Regions from separate parts of the Homo sapiens genome. Here region 2 is linked to region 1. Evidence: chromatin contacts called from ENCODE Hi-C or POLR2A ChIA-PET data. All regions are on one chromosome and are shown on one strand. Each heading gives the region's core, a stretch centred on a gene start or an enhancer-like site at or near the end of the contact. The rest is flanking DNA. Distances are from core to core; before and after follow the strand shown. Region 1 overlaps TBL1XR1 (TBL1X/Y related 1). Region 2 has its middle 15 kb from the start of LINC00578.

The links. Hi-C counts contacts between places; a loop is a spot of excess contacts on that map. ChIA-PET counts read pairs that join two places held with the same protein, here RNA polymerase II (POLR2A). Pooled maps may share reads with other maps.
Region 2: a loop to region 1 is called in a pooled map, with 3 times the contacts of the local background. The contact joins two enhancer-like sites. A Hi-C loop is called at or near these places in 4 of 50 pooled maps. POLR2A ChIA-PET finds 5 or more read pairs at or near these places in 2 of 52 experiments (BJ and activated T-cell).

The regions. Positions count from the first base shown.
Region 1 is chr3:177,123,779-177,128,295 of GRCh38, forward strand. The region is part of intron 1 of TBL1XR1 (TBL1X/Y related 1); the gene reads right to left. It also overlaps the pseudogene RNU6-681P. Among named protein-coding and RNA genes, the nearest start is that of TBL1XR1, 71 kb to the right of the region's middle. Within about 2 kb of position 2,466, at least 2 of the 41 ENCODE cell types and tissues checked have a DNase peak (open chromatin) inside an H3K27ac peak, as active enhancers do.
Region 2 is chr3:177,424,825-177,429,477 of GRCh38, forward strand. No RefSeq gene overlaps it. Among named protein-coding and RNA genes, the nearest start is that of LINC00578, 15 kb to the right of the region's middle. Within about 2 kb of position 2,892, at least 5 of the 41 ENCODE cell types and tissues checked have a DNase peak (open chromatin) inside an H3K27ac peak, as active enhancers do.

The DNA.
Region 1 (4,517 bases), core at 1,216-3,715:
CTCCTGAGTACATTTTGAACAATCTACTCAAGTGGATCATTTACAAAATAAGAACATAATTCCCTGAATCAGTAAATTTTATTTTCATGAAAGGATGACAAAGAAATTCCATTTACACTATCACGATTTACATTTTCCTACAATTCATGCAGCTTTCTTCAATTCACAATCTACAAACCACAACAATGCACAAATTTGATGTTAGAGGATACTTTAATGTTTAGTTCTCATCTCAACAGTCACTGTTGCTAGTGTCTCTCATTCTCACTCTTCACTGTTACTTAAAGAACAAAGAACTAAAGAAGCCAGAAAGAACTAGATCAAGCGATGAGACCAATTTTCAGGGTAAGGCATAATAACATTAGCTAATCAAAAACTGGAGTATTTCTATCATTTAATCCTGCAAGACAATACCTCCTGTTTTCCCTCACTTTCCTTCCAATAACTTGACAGAAGTCTGGGGAAGGATGGATCCCAAGCAGAAAACCTTCACAAATGTGAAAGAAAATGGAAATCCTAGCATAGTCACATGACTAACTAGAAATCCCAGAACTCTGTCAACAACCTTTGTTTTCAATGCAGAAATCATTTCTGTACTTTTAATGACCCATCATTCAACCTCACTTGAGCTCCTCCAATAATTGGCACTACTTTACCAAGTTATTAGACAGTTCTATTAGTAATTATTTGAAAAATCATTCTTCTCTATGATTCAAATATGTCTAACTATTAACTATTTCTTACGTGCTATAGGGCTAAATAAACAAACTCCTCAGCTTTAAATGAAAATCTTCAGCTACTGGAAGGCCTTTCTCCCATTCTCTCATTCTCATTTAAAAAATGTGTGACCTATCAATTTCAAAAACCTATTCCAGTTTCTCCTTAAAGACTCCTAAAAGGGAACACAGTGCTTAACTCACGGCATCTTTTTCTTCAATACTTAATAAGTTTATTCTCTTAATTGACAATGCAATGAGAATAGTAAAACTCAAAATCTCAACTGCTAGTAAGATCTAGAAAGTCTAGATAAAAATTCATAAAAATCTGTCACTGTAACTGAGGCTGACAAATGGTGTTACGACAACTGAACAGCTAAATGCAAAAGAAATGAATTTAGAACCCTACTTCACACCATATAAAAAATTATCACAAACTGGGTTATAGAACTAAGAGCTAAAACTCTGAAACACTTAGAAGAAAACATACAGGTCAATCTTTATGACCTTGGATTAGGCAATGGTTTCATAGATATGCCACCAAGAGTACAAGAAACAAAAGAAAAAAACAATAAACTGAGATCATAGAAATGTAAAACATTTTCATTTCAAAAGACAACATCAAGAAAGTGAAAACCCACAGAACAGGACAAAAGTTGTGTAAATCATATCACAGATATGAATCATAACATTTGCATCCAGAATATATGAAATACTACAACTCAATAAAAGACAAGCCAATTTTGAAATCTGAACAGATACCCCAAAGAGTAAAATACAAACGGCCAATAAGCATATGAAAATACGCTCAACATCACCAGCTATCAGGAGAAATGCAGAACAAAATCACAATGAGGTGCCATTAGGATGGCAATCAACAAAAAAACAGTGATAAGGGTTGACAAGGATATGAGAAAGATGAGAAACTGAAACCCTCATTCACTGCTGGTGGAAATGCAAAATGCTGCAGTCCTTTGGAAAACAGTCTGGCCGTTCCTCAATTATTAGCATTTAATTAGAAATAATGAATTAACAGGATTTTAAAAAACATTTAGTATAAAACTGACAAGTGTCTTTTTTATTTCACAAGAATGAAAAATATACATCAGGACATGTTTCATATATGAATATATATATAACCAACGACTACAATAACTCATTTTTAAATTCTAGGAGGCAATAAAACAGCCAGTATACTTGACGTGCCATGGAGAAGTGCTGGCAATTTTCTTTATGATTCACTAAGACAATTAAAATAGCTCATTTATTTATTCAATTTCCAAGTTTTCAAATTTCCAAGTAAAAAAATTACCCTCCAAACTGACAAAGATTTTATATTTCAAATAGTAAGCTAAGGAATGACTTTTAATCAAATTATGGAATGGGCTATTAATCATTATTAGCCAATACAGTTGATACAGATACCACATTTCTTTTGTTTTTAATTTTTTGGAGTACACAGTAGGTGTATATATTTATGAAGTACACAAGACATTTTGATACAGGCATGCAGTGCGTAATAAAAAATATGAAACACTTTGTAAAACTGTGTGTCATCCTTGTGCAGGGGACATGCTAATCTTTGTATCATTCCAATTTTAACATATGTGCTGCCAAAGTGAGCATCAGTTACCGCATTTTTAAAAAGGTAGTCATTAAGTAGAAGTGGCTCTGTCAAAATAAGACCTGTTAAAGCACAGGGTGCTGAATCCCACACCACTTTCTGACTCAACGGCTAGATATGGGATTCAGCCAAGAATCTGCATTTCCAACAAGTTAGCAGGAGATGTTGATGCTGCCAAGGATCACACTTTGAGAACTACAATACTATGCTGAATCATCTAACACAACAATATTCTTTTTAAGACCAAAAAATGGTAATATTAATAATCCAATCATTTGTTAAACATCGGTTATGTAATAAAATTAAGATACATCAGAGAAGCTTTAAATCATCAGGACTTTCCCAGTGTTGTTTGCTCCAATTAGTACATCTTCTACTAATATGTCCATAAGATGCCTTTCAAGTCCTACATCCATGAAGCCTTCTGATTCCTCCAGCTAGAAATAACTGCTTATTCCTTTGAACCTAAGTCATCACTTGTAACACCCATAAAATACTGCCAACTTGTATTACTTGTTCAGCTATTCACATTCAAGACTTTCTCACCTACTAAACTAAGTTCCATGGTAGCCTACTAACAAGCATTTTCATATCCCTCAGAATTCTTGGCACTGGCTCTCCATAAATATTCAATAAATATGTCTTTAGCAAATAATTAAAATCAATATATCCTTGATTTCATCCCCCATTTTCAGCCAAAAAAAAAAAAAGGGCACAAGTCAAGCTTTTACAGAGAAATGCCCAAATCAAATCCTTTTCAAGTGACTGTACATAATGTACGGTTGTAATATTTAACCATCTAAGTTTAGGCTTAAGGAATAAGAGCATTAGAATGGCAGTTTTAGCAAAACCCAGTTTCAGCAAAAACAACATTCAGTTGGTGAACTAACCTACAGTTCTCTTCTCATAAAATGCGTTCAACAATACAAAAGTTTGATTGTTTTAAAGAGTAATCTGCCACAGATTATAATCAATGTGGAACCTGCTGCCCAAGTATAATTCTTTCCATAATGTATTATTACATTAAAAAACCCTTTGTGTTATTCTATGTATCTCAACATACTGCCACCTGACCTACATACAGAAGCTCAACTTGTATATCTAGTTCCCAAGTCCCTTGAGTCATTTCTTTTATGGTATCTCTAACATCATATAAAACAGCACAGAATTGCAACATCTTAAAAGTGTTTAAAATTATCTGTAATTCTCAGTATCATTAAAAATTCTTCTACGATATAACTCCTTCTACTATCCTTTCATCTGTCTGCCCTTTATAGAGTGTGAAGAAAAAAAGAACACAGGGGACCTAATGTTATTTATCTCCAAAACCTAAAAACACAGTATCTGGTATAGCAGGTGCTCAAGAAACACTTTGGATTGCAATCATTGTTGTTACTTGCTATCTTGTATACTATTCTTCACACAGCTCATTAGACTACTAGTATCAACATCTGGCAATTTAGGGAAGACCTGAGATCTATAACAGCTGCAGATCAAGTCCTAAGTACAAGAAAAGGGTATCAAACATGCAGTTCTATTTAATCTTCAATGGACCTGAAAGTTAGAAGAGACAAGGAAGAATTCACTGTCTGAAACACTATTGAGTCACTTTAAGGAGTTTGGGAGGTTTTTTGTTTAAACATATACCGGCAGTTCACATTTTGGATGGTAGTGTGGGAATGTAAAAATCACCAAGATTTGAAACTGAACAAGGTGATCTTAATCAGTGTGAATTGTTCCATTACTTTAAAAACTTGGTCAAGATATTAAAAACATTTACTATCAGTTATCAACGTATAATCAAAACATTGTAAAACGGGCCGGGCGCAGTGGCTCACGCCTGTAATCCCAGCACTTTGGGAGTCCGAAGCAAGCAGATCACTTGAGGTCAGGAGTTCGAGACCAGCCTGGCCAACATGGTGAAACCCCCATCTCTACTAAAATGCAAAAATTAGTTGGGCGTGGTGGTGCACACCTATAGTCCTGGCTACTCGGGAGGCTGAGGCAGGAGAATCACCTAGACCCAGGAGGTGGAGGCTGCAGTAAGCCAAGATCACACCACTGCACTTCAGCCTGGGTGACAGAACAAGACTCCGTCTCAGGAAAAAAAGACAAAAAAAAAATCATTCTTTTAGTACACTGTAATTTAAAACATTAGAACCGATGTGAACTGTTTT
Region 2 (4,653 bases), core at 1,642-4,141, 300 kb after region 1:
TGGAAGAGGAAGCTGTGTCTATTATCATGGGGGATCTTTCCATCCACTAAGAAAACTCAAATCCAAACAAAAGCCTTCCCATCCTAAAGCTCCTCAACTTTTGTCTCCACTATGCTTGATCTCTCTGTTTCAGCCTAATGAATAAGACAGTTTTCTCTATCTCCAAATCTCACCAACCCTTCTCTATTCACGGGCGATTCCAGAGAAATTTCTCTTTCTGGGTGAAGTATACAAAGACCTGAGATATTTAGAAGCACGACACTCTCCTCTTTGGGGGTCTGGGACTGTAATGGGAAGGGTTAGGAAAAGGAGATGCTAATATTAGTTAATTTCTTTCATAATAACACACCCTTTTATTTCCTTCCTTTGTACCAGTCCCTGCAAGAAAATGTCCCAGCAACTTCTTGGTTGCCTCATGACTTCCTTCTTCTTTAGGGGTTTGTCCTGGTTGGAAGCAAAAATTAGAAAGAGATGAGTCCTGTAGGAACAGTGGACGTTCATATATTATTTGAAGAACTGTACTGGAATCCTTAGTCTTTTCAAGTTGAGTCAAGTTTTTTCTTTCTTTTTTTTTTTGAGACAGAGTTTCGGTCTTGTTGCCCAGGCTGGAGTGCAATGGCACGATCTTGGCTCACCGCAACCTCCACCTCCCGGGTTCAAGCAGTTCTCCTGCCTCAGCCTCCCGAGTAGCTGGGATTACAGGCATGCACCACCACGCCTGTCTAATTTTGTATTTTTAGTAGAGACAGGGTTTCTCCATGTTGGTCAGGCTGGTCTCCAACTCCCAACCTCAGGTGATCCATCCGCCTCGGCCTCCCAACAAACTTTTTCTTTAAGCATTCATCTTTAGAGTGTTATCTGAATAGGAAAAAGTAGTTTTAGGCCAAATGTTGAAGAGCTGGTGCTAAGGAGTCTGGACTGTATTTTATAAGCAATGGAGAACTTTATGGAGAAAGACAACACACTTGGATTCTTTCTTTTGGGTAAAACTCGGCAGCCGTGTGGATGCTGGATTAGAGGAGAGCAATCCAGAGGTGGGAGCCTGTTATTTGACTCCTCCAATAATTTACTCAACCCACGTTCAGATTCTTTACACACACATCTGCCCACCGCTTTCCCTAGATTGGGATTCTCTCAAGAGTAGAGATTGTTAGCTTCAATTTTAACTCCCTCCACTCCCAGCCCCCAGATCCTCGAATGTATTAGCTTTCACATTTTTGGCAGTTAATAAATATTGACTGAATTAGATTAGTCCCAAATGAGCTCTTAGAATAAAAACACTCAAAAATAAAGAATCTCCATTTTTCACAAAGTTTTTACTGTGGTGTGCTGTTGGAGTGAATCACCTTAGTCAAAACAAGCTATTTTGGCAATAAAACCAATGACAGACTTAGGTAAAAACTTCCCCCTCCCCCACATGTTAATACCAGAAACTTAATTCTCTACTCTGTTTTATAATATATATCCATGGCAATAGACTATTAAAATCGCATTCTCAAGTTATAAATACCATAAACCACATTTTCACATGGTGGCCTAGCCACTGTCTTTTGCAACAATTTGGCATGGAATTACAAGTAGCATCCATTAAATTTCATATGCCCTTTAATTTTTTTATCTCTTCATTTGCATGCATGTATTTTATAATCATTCATTCTGGTAATAAAACCCACAGGATCTTAAATTGAACTGAAGTCCCAGATGCTTTAAAAGAATTTATGTTGCATAATTGTACTGGTTGACCTGAAAACAAACAACAACCTATGATTTAAATATTCTGCCCAGGAGCGGAGTCAAACTCTTCCTTAAAATTCTGTGGTTTCTATTGACCGACTTATTGTGAGGGAAAGATTCAGAAAACTAAAGGGACTATAAAAATGACAAAGCAAAGGAAGCAGACAGTAGTGGCTTTCTGAAGATTTTATCATCTAGAACCATATGCATATTTCAAATGAAATATTTGTGAAGCAGCTACAGAGCTTATTCCCCAGTCAGGGAGGGGAGTCAGTGGATTAACACCAATGATTTGTTTATGGAGACAAAGGAAAATAACTCTACTTACTTCAACAGGAATAACCTGAGAAAGCCTAGGCAGGAGAAATGTTTAGTATTTGGAGGAACTTCCCAGGACTTGAATTTGTTGTCCATTTTTATGTAACAAAATACATCCAAACTTAGCAGCTTAAGGCCACAGATATCTTTTTCTGTGGCTCAGGGGCCTGGGAGTATTTTAGCTGGGTTGTTCTGGCTTAAGGTCTCCATGAGGTTGCAGTGAAGCTGTTTGACAGGGCTGCAGTCTCACATGAACACTCAGCTGGGGAATGATCGTTTTCTAACTCACTCACATGGTTGCTGACAGGTTTTAGTTCCTTGCTTGCTGTTGGCTGGAGACTTTAGTTCCTCACTCACCGTGTGTGCCTCTCTGAAGTGGCCTAAGCGTCTTCATGATATGACAGCTGGCTTTCCCCAGAGTGAGTGATTCAAGACAGAAACAGAAAGAAAGAATACCCAAGTCGGAAGTTGCACACTTTTACTAACCCACTGTCAGAAGTGCTGTTATATGGGGTTGGTTATCCAGACCAACCCTGGTACAGCGAGGGAGCGTATAACACGAGGGTATGAATCCTGCAGGTGGGGGTCATTGGTGGGTATCTTAGAGACTGCCTCCCCCAGGGTTGGACTGGGTAGGGACAGTGACTCAGGGCCACAACCTGGAGATGGCTTATAAATCATGCCCTTGTTTGATGAAATGTTAAAGAAAAAGAGGAGAGAGGGCTGAAGTAACAAGGTGGCTCTCAGCTGCCTTCCTTTTCATCTTCTACCCAATGCTACATCTCCACACCTTTTTCTTTGAGCTGTTCCTGGAGAACACCAGAATAATGACTGGAGAGAACCCTTGTTTAGTCATCAGGAGTCATGTGATCTGGGTTTAAATGTGGTTTGACCACGAAAAACTTGGAGGCAGAAGGATGTATTATTAAATGAGTATAGACTTTAGAGTTTAATAAGTTTCACTCAAAGTCAGGCCTCAGCCCTTACTGGATGTGTGATCTTTGGTAAAGCATAGGCAAGCCTTGTGAGGTTGAGTGTGTTTGTACATTTTACCTTTTAGGATAATATTTTACCTTTTAGGCTGGTTGAAGGTTAAATAAAATGCGATTTCCCTTGCTTGTTCCCTGTGGGATATTAAATCATCCCTTCACTTCTCTGGATTGTATCTCAATGGGAAAATGACAATGACAGGGGCTTCTACCCAGTGGGGTCACTGATGTGCTCTCTTTGGGACTCTGAAGTTCTGAGCTATGCCTTAGCAAGCAGATTATGCAATCTGTGCAGGGGGCTGGGCTGGGGATGGACACAAGATCAAACCTACACTATGGTGACGGTGGGGATGGGCAGGGGCAGGATGAAGAGACGGGCTGAGAGCTGGGCTTTTCCTTATGCCTGAAAAACATTTTTTCACAATGTTTAAAGGGAATATAAGAAAGAAATCTGATTGATGGTTGCATATTTTTGGTATTGCAGAAATAAGAGAAATTGTCTAGTAAAAACAATCTTAGATAAAAAACAGTGTTAAATCTCTTTTTCTTCAAATACACGAATGTTAGTCCATGTTTTCAATTTGAGACAATTTTTTTTTTTACGGAGTCTCACTCTGTCGCTCAGGCTGGAGTGCAGTGGTGCGATCTCGGCTCACTGCAACCTTTGCCTCCTGGGTTCAAGCGATTCTCCTGCCTCAGCCTCTTGAGTAGCTGGGACTACAGGCGCCTGCCCACCACGCCCAGCTAATTTTTGTATTTTTAGTAGAGACGGGGTTTCACTATGTTGGCCAGGCTGGTCTTGAACTCCTGACGTCAGGTGATCTGCCTGCCTCGGCCTCCCAAAGTACTGGGATTACAGGCATGGGCCACCATGCCTGGCTGAGACAATTTTTTTTTTGTCGCCCAGGCTGGAGTGCAGTGGTGTGATCTCGCTCACTGCAAACTCTGCCTCCCGGGTTCATGCCATTCTCCTGCCTCAGCCTCCTGAGTAGCTGGGACTACAGGCGCCTCCCACGACGCCTGGCTAATGTTTTGTATTTTTAGTAGAGATGAGGTTTCACCGTGTTAGCCAGGATGGTCTCGATCTCCTGACCTTGTGATCTGCCTGCCTGGGCCTCCCAAAGGACATTTTTTTTTTAAATGACAAGGAATAGAAATCCACTAGCTCAAGTTCAGAAAGGCAGTTGGTGGAGGATGGGGTTAAGTAAACTCAAAGAATCCAACTGGAACTGGGAACTAGAAATCAGAAATGAGGCTATTTTCACTGTCTCTGTGGAGTTTGTTTCTTTAAGTTCTCTCTGGTGCCTTTCTTGACCTACTCTCCCTGCTTGCCCGTCTTGCAGGACACTATAGGCCCCAGCTTTGCATCATAGCCTTTGGGCTCAGTACCCACTACAGCCTATCTTTATGTCCTGTTTGCTCAGATTTGAAGAAAGAGGATCTTACTGGTCAGTGTTTAGAAAGCAAATTGGCTGGCTTTTGCTTATATGTCCATCCTAAAACTGGTTACATGGCAGTTTTCTAGAAGGAACTGCAAGAGAGACAGTCAATAAAATTGCATTTGGGAAATTATTTCACCCAATAATACATGGTGAGTATGTAGAATGAAAGT